Linked DNA regions of Mus musculus: region 1 is linked to region 2. Evidence: chromatin contacts called from ENCODE Hi-C or POLR2A ChIA-PET data. All regions are on one chromosome and are shown on one strand. The core of a region is the stretch at or near the end of the contact, and the rest is flanking DNA. Distances in the headings are between cores, read along the strand shown. Region 1 holds the start of Apoa1 (apolipoprotein A-I). Region 2 holds the start of Sik3 (SIK family kinase 3).

The links. A loop is a pair of places that touch in the nucleus more often than their neighbours do. ChIA-PET counts read pairs that join two places held with the same protein, here RNA polymerase II (POLR2A).
Region 1: POLR2A ChIA-PET joins it to region 2 with 11 read pairs in embryonic stem cell. The contact joins the promoter of Apoa1 here to the promoter of Sik3 in region 2. A Hi-C loop is called at or near these places in 19 of 37 maps with a recorded cell type or tissue (adrenal gland, gastrocnemius, heart and 4 more). POLR2A ChIA-PET finds 5 or more read pairs at or near these places in 4 of 5 experiments (Patski and embryonic stem cell).

What each region holds. Positions count from the first base shown.
Region 1 is chr9:46,226,453-46,233,160 of GRCm38, forward strand. It overlaps Apoa1 (apolipoprotein A-I), which reads left to right and starts at 2,178. Exons shown (of 4, transcript NM_009692.4): 1 at 2,178-2,284; 2 at 2,486-2,547; 3 at 2,664-2,817; 4 at 3,353-4,017. The coding sequence starts at 2,505. The coding sequence ends at 3,950. Apoc3 (apolipoprotein C-III) reads right to left here. Exons shown (of 4, transcript NM_023114.4): 4 at 6,598-6,708.
Region 2 is chr9:46,009,724-46,016,106 of GRCm38, forward strand. It overlaps Sik3 (SIK family kinase 3), which reads left to right and starts at 3,097. Exons shown (of 25, transcript NM_027498.3): 1 at 3,097-3,407. The coding sequence starts at 3,135. It also overlaps a transcript of Pafah1b2 not described here.

The DNA.
Region 1 (6,708 bases), core at 928-3,427, 220 kb after region 2:
CACAGCACCTGCAAGCCAGACACCTGCCTTACCCCATTTTTGCTGCCAGCAACTGGGGTCACAGGCTATGGCCTAGTAACAGAATGTGTTCGTGGCAGTGACCTCAGGAGTCTGGGATGCAGAACACTTGCCATTTGCTGTTGGTCACCTTTCAGCAGTTTTGCTTGAAATGTGTTCAGACTTCACAGACAACACAACACAAATAAAACTCTGGAGTTCAGAAGCTCAAATCATGGCTAAAAGCATGGGATTGTCAGAGTGATATTCTGTCTGAAAACTCTTTCATTCAGAGAAAACCTGCATTTTCTCTTCTCTCTTCCAGCACCCATGGATGGGTAGCCGAAACCCGCTTGGCTCATCTGCACACTCAGATTGCTTGGTCTCTATTTCTGTTCTCAAGTTTCTCCATGGTTTTGGCCCTTCTGCCTCCTCTAGCATATTGAGAGACCCTTGTGATTACTGTGCCCTCTGGATATCCCAGGCTACCCTTGAGTTCAAGTCCCCTAATCACATTTGCCATGTTAGACACCACGCACAGGTTCCTGGACTTAGTAAGTGCACACACATCTTTTCCATTTTGCTTCCCATACAGTGACTGGGATCATAAGGAAGCTGTGGCATGCTCTGTCATTATCTTTCCTTAGCAGATAAGAGACCCAGGGACGGAGAGGTTATGTAACCTGTCCGGGTCACCTGGAGAATAAGTTGCAGATCCCAGAACCAAGGTTCTCTCTGGTTGCAAAGCCTCCTGGGATGGGAGCAGCCTGGAATCCCAGCCACTCCCTGAACTGGTAGACAGATTCCAAGCTGGTTTCTAGGGAGTTGGGGAGTTTCCTAGGGAGATGGGCAGAGTACATTCCTGCCCTGGGTCCCAAATGCAGAGACCTGGGCGCAAGGTCCATCCTTGCCTCTAAGGCTGAGAGATAAAGGACACAGCAAATTCCTTCCACTCTCAACAGGCCCTTATCTAGAAGGAAGTTCATGGTAGAACCTCAAATAGATGGTCTCAAAAGTTCCTCTTAGCTTGAAAACTCACTTTCCATAATGGGATTTTAGAGATGATCTGTGGTTTTTGTTTGTTTGTTTGTTTTGTTTTGTTTTGTTTTGTTTTTAGATATTCTCATATAGCCCAGGCTGACTTCAAACTTGCTATATGGGCAAGGCTGTGGTTTTGAACTCTCAACCCTCTGACCTTCCAAGTGCAAAAACTGGCCACCGTACTCAGCCCACTCTACACAGCTACCCAGCTCTCCCATCCTGGCAAGTGAGCCTAGGCCCTCACCACTCTGGGAAGACATATCGTCACTGAACTACATGACCCCTTTTAGTGGTCATGGTATATGGTGAGGTTTTCTCTGGAAGGGAGGCTGAATAACAGCATCTACACATAACAAAAACATTGGCAACTGGGGCTGGAGAGATGGCTCAGCGGTTTAAGACCACTAGCTGCTCTTCCAGAGGTCCTGAGTTCAATTCCCAGAAACCATATGGTGGCTCACAACCATCTGTAAAGGAATCTGATTCCATCTTCTGGTGTGTCTGAAGACAGAGCGCTCATGTACCTAAGATAAGGAAGAAAGGAAGGGAGGGAAGGAGGGAGGGAGACAAGGAAGGAGCTAACAACTCCATGTTGGCCTCTGTCATTTCTTCTGAAGCATCAGAGGGGTCTTCATCCTCAGCTTGGGGATATGAGCCTGTCTGCATCTCACTCAGGCTGACACCTCAGTTGTTTTTGGATTTAGGGTTGGGAGGCTGGCTAAACATGTGGCATCTGGAAAGACAAATCCCCAAACCTGGGGGACCAGGGTGAGGTGAAAGGGGGAACCCCTTGGAAAGCAAAAAAAAAACTTTGGGGTGGGGCTGTGAGTGAAGGAGCCCACAATTCCTCCCTCCCTCCCTTGTTCCAGGCTCAGAGGGCACTAGCAACACAGAGGAGTCCAGGAGTGGGCTCCATGAGACTATCTTGAAGAAGACATACACCTCGGGATGGTGCAACTGCCTTACCCCTGGGGACCCCTGGAGTCTGCAGCCACCCCCTGCTGCCCCCACCTGAACCCTTGATCCCAGCTCGGCAGCCCCCGCAGTTTCCTGTTTGCCCACTCTGTTTGCCCAGCCTCAGGAACAGAGCTGATCCTTGAACTCTAAGTTCCACATCGCCAGCAAAAGTAAGCAGTGGCAGGGCCAGGCTGAGCTTATCAGTCTCCCAGCCCAGCCCCTGCCCACACACATATATAGACCAGGGAAGAAGAGCTGGACACCCAGACTGTCGGAGAGCTCCGGGGAGGTAAGTGCTGCTACCTGCCTTCGGTGGCTCTGGCTCCATAGCGCCTCCCAGTTGATGCTCCACTGTCCAAATCAATACCGTGGATATCTCGCACCTTTAGCCATTCTAGCCAATGCTTCCATGGGCTTGAATTGTGTGTGGAGCCTTTCCATGACAATGCCTCCCTTCAGCCCAGCCCTCCTCCTCCTTCTTCTTCTTCAGGTCACCCACACCCTTCAGGATGAAAGCTGTGGTGCTGGCCGTGGCTCTGGTCTTCCTGACAGGTAGGTGCCTCTTGACCTGCGTGGGACTACCTTCCTGGGCACAGAGAACAGAATTCCCACTGTTCTCTTCCCTGACTCCGAGTCTAACCTAACATGGGTCTCCCCTCCATCCCCAGGGAGCCAGGCTTGGCACGTATGGCAGCAAGATGAACCCCAGTCCCAATGGGACAAAGTGAAGGATTTCGCTAATGTGTATGTGGATGCGGTCAAAGACAGCGGCAGAGACTATGTGTCCCAGTTTGAATCCTCCTCCTTGGGCCAACAGCTGAAGTAAGGAAAGACCTAGCGTGGGGCCTGGAGCAGGTCAAGGGCTGCCCATCCAGGGTGGGCAGAGAGACCAGTGAGAAGATGCTGGAACTGAGCTGGCTAGCCCTTCACGGGCTTTCCTACCAGCTGGGCACCATGGCAGGTTCCAGTGGAGGACTAGGGATGGGATTCATCTGGCTGTTGGGTAACCACAGCCCCTCATTCAGCCTATGAGTGCCAAATCCCTTTTCCTTGGTAACCCCCAGTACTGGTCAGACAGCACCCAAAACAAAACAAAACAAAACAAAAAACAAAAAACGGGACTGGCCTTGTAACCAGCACCGACCACATCTGTGTTCTTGGTGCCTTCCGCCATGTGTACAGAGGAATGTAAAGGGAAGGCAGTGAGTTAGAGGGTTGCATGTTCGGGGAAACTAGGACCATAGCAACTGCACATTAGGGGACAGGTGGCACCCAGCTATCATGTGCATGGATCTGCAGACCAGGGGCAGCGCATGATGCCTGGGCTCGTCTCTCAGCCGCTCTCTTCCCCCTCTAGCCTGAATCTCCTGGAAAACTGGGACACTCTGGGTTCAACCGTTAGTCAGCTGCAGGAACGGCTGGGCCCATTGACTCGGGACTTCTGGGATAACCTGGAGAAAGAAACAGATTGGGTGAGACAGGAGATGAACAAGGACCTAGAGGAAGTGAAACAGAAGGTGCAGCCCTACCTGGACGAATTCCAGAAGAAATGGAAAGAGGATGTGGAGCTCTACCGCCAGAAGGTGGCGCCTCTGGGCGCCGAGCTGCAGGAGAGCGCGCGCCAGAAGCTGCAGGAGCTGCAAGGGAGACTGTCCCCTGTGGCTGAGGAATTTCGCGACCGCATGCGCACACACGTAGACTCTCTGCGCACACAGCTAGCGCCCCACAGCGAACAGATGCGCGAGAGCCTGGCCCAGCGCCTGGCTGAGCTCAAGAGCAACCCTACCTTGAACGAGTACCACACCAGGGCCAAAACCCACCTGAAGACACTTGGCGAGAAAGCCAGACCTGCGCTGGAGGACCTGCGCCATAGTCTGATGCCCATGCTGGAGACGCTTAAGACCCAAGTCCAGAGTGTGATCGACAAGGCCAGCGAGACTCTGACTGCCCAGTGAGGTGCCCGCTTCCACTCCCCACCCCCGCATTGGCTTTCTTACAATAAACCTTTCCAAAATGGAATAGCTTCTTTCTTTGGGGGACATAGGGCGGGCGCTAAGGGGACATCAAGGGACGTGAGAACATGGTGCCGCACTGGGGATTCCTTTGTACGCGACTACTCAGCTCTTAACGCTCACTCAAGCTGGGCACCTGGCTGGTTCAGGGTATGAGACAGAATCCCTTCCTAAGAAGGCTCCAAGGGAAATGGATGGCCAGGCAAAGCAACAAGGAACCCCAAAAGGGCCCCACAGAGGCTCAGAACACTAGTGCTGTAAACCAGGATGAGAGTGTCTGGCAATAGGACTGGCTTTGAGACCGCTGGTTTCTTGTGCTAGCCGAGTTTCCAGGTGGGGTCCAGAGGGTGCAGGACGGGAGCCTCTTCCACTCCCTAGAGCCAGGATTCCTTCAGGAGCCAGGAAGATTGGAGTTATTGGGTGGGTGCTAATAAAAAGCCTGGAGCTGAACCCGATCTCGGTAAACAATTCCCTTTGATCTTTCCCTCCGGTGCACCCACACAGTGTGCTGAAAGGGTCAAGGCTGCAGCTACTCTACCTGACAGTTGGATACAAAAACAAACAAACAAACAAACACCCCTCTCCATGATGCTGGTGACCACACATTTACTAGAGAGGCCTTCATATCCATCTCTAAATCCTGAAGGATGGCCTTTAAGTCCACACCAGTTGGGGAAGCTGAGCTGGGAGGTCTGAAGTTAGTCACTGCAGAAAAGGTGGGTCAGGATGTGCCGTTCCATTTTAAAACAAAACAAAAACAAAACAAACAAACAAAAAAACCCCTTTTATTACATGGGGCTGGTAAGGTGGCTTATCAGGTAGAGGCACTTTCGGAAGTCTGAGAACCTGAGTTCAGTGCTTAGAAGACACACACACACACACACACCCCACAAATATAAATAAAGGTATATAAAATATTTAAATTTTTATTAGACTTATTTAGTGTGTGTGTGTGTGTGAGTGTGTGTGTGTGTGAGTGTGTGTGTGTGTGTTTTCACGTGCCACAGAACATGTGTGGAGATTAGAGGACAATTTGCAGGTATCTGTTCTCTTTTCCACCATATAGGTCCCAAAGATCAAAAACTCAGGTCACCAGGATTAGTGTAGCGAGCGTCTCTACTAGCTAAGCCATCTTGCCAGTTCTTGTTTGTATTTATCTACTAGCTAAGCCATCTTGCCAGTCCTTGTTTGTATTTATTTTATTTGGAGACAGTGTCTCCACTAGCCCAGGCTAGACTCAGATGAGCTCTGATCTTTCTGCCCCATCTCCCAAGTGCTGGGGGTTTCAAGGATGGTCCACCACTGTTACTCTGTGCTGAGACAAACCCAGAGCTCTGTGCATGCAAGGCAAGCCCTCTACCACCTGAGCTGCCTGCCAAGCCCAGACTGTTCATTGTATAGACTTGCCCGCTATGGAGTGTAACCAAGCACTCATGTTCACAGGGTTGAGGATGTCTGCAGAAGCACTCTCACACCAACAGCCTTCCTCTCATCTGCCCCTCTTCATGCCTGTGTTGGTATGCAGGTGGTCTCCATCCATCCCCGGTGTATCTTCATGAGCCCCTGGCTGAAGGGGTGAGTTTTTAAATCCACAATCATGCAGAGCCACAGCAGACATTAAACCAGGTTTGGGTAGGAAAGTTTCCCGGTGTGGACAATGAGACTTCTGGCTCTTGGTGGACAGGAAGAGAAACCCCTATTGGATTTCCAGAGAGAACATAGTCCAGTCTGCTGGCTGTGCCAATGCAGTCTGGAAAGGAGCTTCCAACACCTGGCAGAGGCTTTTCCGGTGCCAGCAACGTGGAAAATGGAAAGCTGGCCCTGCAGTGTGTTTTCTCCTGATCCGGGGCAGCCACTGGCACTCTCTGAACATTAGTCTTTTACTCTATAATGTGCAAGACCTGTTTTGTGACACTGGGTCTCTTTGAAGTGAGTGTTTGGGGGTGGCAGGAACTTAGCAAGCAGCCCTTTTGGGATTCTGAGGACACTGGGTCTCCATTCCAGTCTAGAAGGTCACCTAGTTTAGCTATCACAGTGAGGACTGTTTACAAGGGGTGTGCGCATGCGGCACCTCATGCTTTTAGACACTACCATTTCATTTCTACAACAAACCTTCAGGGGAGGGGCAGGTCCTACCCACTTTATTCATAAGAAATGGAAGCCGCTACACTGCAGTGGGGTTGAGACTTATCCGACCACCCTCCCAATCTGCCTCCTTCCTTTCCGCCTGTTTAAAGGGGCCAGGCAGCCTGGGCTGTGCAAACCAGCTGCACGGGGTTGGTGATCATATCTGACCTTAAGCCTGGAGATGACATAAGACTGCTAGCTAGACAGATACTACACTCCAGCCACGTCGTCCACGTTGTCCTGCCCTTGACAGGTTTATCACAGATTGTAACTGCAAATCTGTCGTTACCTGATTTGATCTTTCCCATTAAGTCAAGCAGGGAAGCGGAGTTAGTCCCACGTACAAAGGAAGAAGCACCCCAGAGACCACTAAAGAGGTGGATGACCTACAGCCCCAGGTCCACCCCTTCAACAGGCCTAGCTCATCCCCATGCCCAGACGTCCAGGCACATGGGACACCCACTAACAGCAGCTTCTTATCCAGCTTTATTAGGGACAGCATGTTTAGGTGAGATCTAGGGAGGGGTGAAGACATGAGAACATACTTTCCCCTTAAAGCAACCTTCAGGGGCCA
Region 2 (6,383 bases), core at 1,847-4,346:
GATTAGAATTGGGGAAAGAAGCCATAGAACACAGGCTCCAGGGGCAGCTGCCTGCATCTGAATTCGGGCCCTACCACTTCCTGGCTCTGTGACCTTGGACAAACCCCTTAGTGTCTTCACTTCTCCTTTTCCTTGGCTGCAGAATCTGTCTAGTAATACAACACCTCTCCAGACCCTGTTGTAAGATTTTGTTTTGTTTTGAGACAGGGTTTCTCTGTGTAGCCCTGGCTGTTCTGGAACTTGATTTGTAGACCAGGCTGGCCTCGAACTCCAAGTGCTGGAATTAAAGGCCTGTGACACCAGGCTTGTTGTAAATCTTAAGTGACTTTATAATATTATCAATGTATACTGTGCAATCCAGTGCTTGGCAAATAGTTGTTGTTGTTATTATTATTATTTTATTATTATTTTATGGTGCTGGGGATCGAGGTCTCTGAGAACCCAGCAAGCCTTTATCCAGATCCCTGAATAAACGCACTGAATGCACACCTTCTCACCCCATTCCACAAAGGCAAGGAACACCCTTATCTGGCTATCCTATACTCACTGCTAGGGAACCAGCAGGATAGGTCTCTTTGGAAATTAAAGCAATGCTCCATTTTCCTAGCTCCTCCTCAAGGCTTTCTTGAAGTGAGGGGTGGGGTGGGGGAGTGATACAATGAGAATTTGAATAAGAGGTGCAGCTCAGTTGGTAGAGTGAGTGCACAGTAAAGCATTATCACGGAGCCCCGAGTTTGATCTTCAGCACTGCATGAGATAGGTCAGGACATTGCTGGGCAGTGGTGGCGCACGCCTTTAATCCCAGCACTCGTTGGTGGGAGAGGCAGGCGGATTTCTGAGTTCGAGGCCAGGCTGGTCTACAGAGTGAGTTCCAGGACAGCCAGGGCCATATAGAGAAACCCTGTCTCGAAAAACCGAAAAAACAAAACAAAACAAAACAAAAACAAAAACAAAAAAACCCAAAAAAAGACAGGTCGAGCACACCTGTAACTCCTGTATTTGGGAAGTGGAAGCAGAGAGATCACAGATTCAAGGTTGTCCTTGGTTACCCAGAACTTCTGAAATCAGCCAGGGCAAAATGAAACTTTGCTTAGCTGGGTGTGGGTGTGGTAGCTACAAGCCTTTAATCCAGCACAGGGGAAGCAGAGGCAGGTGGATCTGTGTGTTTGAGGCTGGCTTGATTACGTATTCAGTTCCAGGATATCCAGGACTACATGGAGAGAGACTGTCTCAGAGAGAGAGAGAGAGAGAGAGAGAGAGAGAGAGAGAGAAAGAAGAAGAAGAAGAAGAAGAAGAAGAGAGAATTTGATCAAAACAAACAAATTTTCCAATTATGTCTAAATGTCTAAGAGTGGAAGACACTCTGGGTGCACAGCCTAGACAAGAGTGGCTTCAGTACTGATTCTAAGCCTTCCAGAGAGAAAGCTTGTTTTTCTTTGTCTTACCAGGAGAGCTCCCCACCTCCAGGGAGATGGTAAACCTCATTCTGAGGTCCAGCCCCTAAGTTATTGGCTTTGCTAGATTCCAGCAAGGGCCATGAAGTTGTAAGGGCCACACCCAATCATTCATCTCAGATTTCGTAATCTCACTTGATGAATAGGTTTAAGCAGCCTAAGAAGCAAGGTCCACTTCATCCCTGTCTTTATTTGCTTGTAAAGGAGCCAATTAGTGTTAATTGTGCTGGCAATTTGAAATAGCCACCAGGGAACTGATTCAAGGCAGTTGTGGGATGACCCCTCTGTCCCATCCTAGACCCAGCCATTACTTATGTCACATGGGGGGAATCAGAACATTGGGGAAAGACCTGTGGTCAGAAAGGGTAAGCATGTATTTCCTTTCTCACATACCCAGTGACCTGGATGTCACTTTTTGATACTGCACAGAGATGTGACAATACTCCTGTGCCATGGAGGGAGATACAGGTGTGGGTAGAATAGCACTGGATACATGAGATACAATTATATAGAGGAATGCACACAGCCTTCTTCCTTCCTTTTCTAACGGACCAAAGGCTATCTCTCCTTTACAGCCCAATTTCCTATCCCCACCAGAGGCAGATAAATCAATCTACTTAATAAGGAAGGAGGAGGGGGAGAGGCTCAGTTACAGCCCAGGATGTGGAATGTCAGATAACAGGAGGGAAGAAAGAGGGATATGAGTTTTATTGCAGGGGTTATTAATTTGATCACTCTTAATGTCCTTGGAGAGTCATTAGTAGGGATGGAATTTATATTAGTTACTCGTTTTGCTTAACGGATTGCTCATCTTTAAGCATGACGTGGCCCTGAATGCAACACACTTCACCAGTACTAACCCAGCAACAGAAAACGAGTGAAGAGATTCTGACCAACTGGCTGGAGAATTGTTCCGAGTCAGGGGTGGCAGGAAGGAAAATGACGGTCCTTTTCTGGCCCTCACCCACCCAAAGACTGGAACGCATGTTTGGGATGGGTTCAACATCCTTGAATATGCAAACTCTAATTTCCGCACTCTTCTGTGTTCGATGACTTATTAGATTGATTGTACGAAGTGAGCTGGGCTTTGTAAGAGTTTTTGCTGAACAATTCCCCTGCCTTGCTACCAACTTGGTTACAGTTGCTTAAATACTGTAGCTATTCCTGCCTCTGTGGCCTCCAGGGCTAAAGTGGGACAAGGCTGGTATTTTTGGTGACGAGGAAATCCTTTTAAGGGAGGTTTGGTGATGACTGAACTGGGACACAGGTCGGAGCAGGGATCCCATCAGCGAACCAGGGGCCATCGGGAGTCTGGTTCTGGGGTCTCCCCATCTCATATCCCTACCTCGCTAGGCGCGGCGGAAGCTTAGAAGTTGCTGCTGACCCTCGACGTTTTCAATGCCTGTTCCCCAGAGGGGGGCACTAGGGAGCCGGCGCCTCAGGAACAGGGACCCACGCGGGAAGGTCGAGCTCGCCCGGTGAGGTCACGGTTGCCATGGCTTCGGGCAGTGACGCGCGTCCGCACGTGACGCGCGGTTGCCATGGCGTCGGGCGCCCGGCGGCGCGGGAGCCCCGCCTCCCGGAGTGACGTCTGTCGGCAACCCCCCTCTTTCGGCCCCCCCGCGCCCCCTCCCCCCCGGCCGGCTCCCCGCGGCCCCGGAGGTTTCACTGCACAACAAGATGGCGGCGGCGGCGGCGAGCGGAGCTGGCGGGGTTGCCGTGGCCGGAGCAGGGGGAGCCGGGCCGGCCGGCCGCCTGCTGCCTCCGCCCGCCGCGGGGCCCCCGGCAGCCCCCGCCGCAGTGCCCCCGGCCGCCGTCCCGGCGCGTCCCACAGCCCCGGCCTCCCGCGGGTCGATGGCCGCTCGCATCGGCTACTACGAGATCGACCGCACCATCGGCAAGGGCAACTTCGCTGTGGTCAAGCGGGCCACGCACCTCGTCACCAAGGCCAAGGTAGTGGCGCTGGGGACCGCGCGGCTGCGGGCTGCGCTGCCCGGGGGGCGTTGCAGCAGGGCGGTGGGGCCAGGGGAGTCCGCGATTCCCCGGGGCTCGGGTCAGGGTCAGCAGTGGGGACCGGTGCTGGCGGGAGAAGGCAGGGACCTCAGAGCGGAGGGGTTCCGGAAGGGGGGGCTCCGGGAACTTAGCAGCTGGACATCGGAGAGGTCCCCAGGGCTGTGCGCAGGGTCGGGGGGGGGGGGTGACTGGAAAGGAGGCGTTGGAACTCTCTGGGGGCCGGCGGACTGCACGCCAGGAAGACTCCGGAACCAGCAATTAGGAAACCATCAGAACGAGGGCAGGGGCATATGAAATGTGGACCACAGGATGGGGGAGACGCGCAAACTGGCTGCCTCAGGCTTCCCAGGACGGCTGGGGCATGGGGCTGAGGGTGTGCGGTGGGGTGCAAGACACCGGGAAGAGAAGGACCTGGCACCTATACCAGAGAAAGGAATCCACGTTTGATTATTTAAGACGGGGAGATGGTGTCAGTTGTAAGCCTGAGGAAGTATACTTGATTATGGGAAGAGTCAGTGAAGAAAGCAGGGAAATAAGGGGGAAAAAAATGGAATGGACCCATGACCAGATGTCCCAAGGCTCAGGGTTCCTGGTGACACTAGCTAACCAAGGGTTAAACAATTTAGGATAAGATGGTTTGCTGGTTATTTTTAGTTGTCAGAGGGTCTGAAATGGTGGGCTTTTTAGAACTCGGGGTGGGCTTTTCAGTAGGGAAGGGAACCGTGGGATTGGCACGACAGAATTCCACTCATTTGGGCCCTTTGGTTCCCAAGGGATTTGAGGAGCTGTAGTAGTGAAACTGGCCAAGGTCAGTTAGGAAACCATGTATGTATACGCATGTAGTATATTTTTTAAAGGACTCAGAGGGTAGCACTTTTACCTATCTTTCTTCATTGAGAGTATCAAGGAAAATCATTCAGTTTTGATGGAAGCCACAAAACCCATTTGAATTCCCAACTCGTCTTTGCTCAATACCTCACTTAAATGGATACTTTTAACGTAGTAGTCATTCCTTATATTTAAAACAGTAGCTTGAGTTTTTCTTCCGCCTGGCTAATGAAAAACCTTTACTACCTAAGCATGCTCCTCCGGGAGACCCAGGACTCCCCTCCCCTCCTCCCCCTGGCCGCTGTTTACCTTAGCCTACCTTGTTTTGGCTTTTATAGCAGTCCCTCCCTGCCAGGACTTATCTGGGCCTCGTATCCTGCTTATTGGCAACCTGAAAGTTCCTTTCCTTGCCTCTCTCTGTCAAAGACTACAAGGGGCCCTTCTTCCGAGGGTGGCGGCGGGCAGAGTGATTGGTCAGTTTCACTTCCTCTGGTGGGACCCCTTCAAGCCTCAAGTCTTCAGAGCCCTGTGACAGACTCAAGTGCGCCCTCCTGTTGCAGTCCCTCCCTCAGGTCCGCAGCTGGAGCCGAAGCCGGCATCTCCTTACCCCCTACAGTGTGTTTACTGTTGGCCTAGTCAAACTTGTGTTTACAAACAGAATGCCTCTGTCCCTTGTTTTCTCTCCCCTGTCTGCTTCTGTGGTTATTTTGCTCTGACCTCTGGGAAATGGACTCCACAAACATAATTGGTTGTCTGGCTACGTTCTCTATGATTTAAAGAAATTTGAATTTTTATATCAAAATATTGATTAAAAAAAATCTATGACAAGCTGGTTTGAGTGTCTTATAAACATAACTGCAAACAGTTGATTCTTGGCTTTATATATAAAAGGGACATTTCTGTTTTCAGTAGTCAGCAAAGCCAGGGCCTAATTATGGTTGGTTTGGTTGCTTTCTAGTGTGTGTGTGTGTGTGTGTGTGTGTGTGTGTGTGTGTGTGTTTCAGTTTCCCCTGAGACCTTGGTATCCTTTAGGACTGCAGCCTTTACAGCACTGGCATGTTTATAGACGGGTGTCACTGTTTATGTTGGTTTTTATCTTTGATCGTTTGTGGTGTGCAGTTATGCAGTTCCTATGTATGGAAATATTCAGACTTGAATGAGGCTGAAATGGCTGGGACAATGAGTTGCATGTGTGGAGGAGACCACACCAGCGTTTGTTTGTGCTTCTGTAGCAATGTGCAGTTTCCTGGCTCCAGCTCCAAGGGCCCTATCTTTCTGCTACTTAAATGACTCTGCTGCGAGTGAAGCTCGATTCACAAGGCGCTGTCACGTGCTCAGAGTGCTCCATGGGCATATTTTGGCTTGTGCCCTGCTTATCTGAATACATTTTGGAAGGGTCCTTCAGCACTGACAGCTGAGCTGTGCCCAGCAGCTGCTGACATGGGTTGGGATGGCCTAGTAAGGCCATGGCTTGGTTATATAATGGCAGGGAAGGTGCCTCGGTCCTAGAAGTTGCTGGAGCTGCTGTTCCTTCCTCAGGAGCTAGGCTCTCCTGCAGTGTTTATCTCCCGCAGTCAGGTCGAATAGAGGCAAAGGATTGCTTTTCTTCCCTAGCTCTTTCTACACTAAGTTAGTCGTTTGCCCCTTTAAAGGTGTATGCTTTTTTTTTTCTTTCTGTTTCCTTCTTTATGTCACTGAATGGTCTGAGATTTTCTTCTAATCCTGTACAAAAATCAGACACAGGTAATAATGACGATGCCCATGTCAGCAGAAGGAGGTTAGGCAATAGGCATTTTCTATACATTGGAGAACTATTTATAAACCCCTCTTCCTACATGACCCATTCCAAGGACTAAGAAGCTAAAGCAAACTTCATTTATTGACTAAGCTACTGCACTCTGTCCAACAATAAGAGAAGCTGGCCCCGGTCCAAACTCTGTTAACTCAAACTTCCCAGAGCGAATAGGATAATGAAAAGAAAAGGAACCAACGGGACCCCCCCCCCTTTTTTTTCCTTTTCGTTGTTGGGACCTTTGCAGCGAGGCTCCCCCGTGCTGAGTCTTGACATCCCATCTCTGCAGTGCCGCC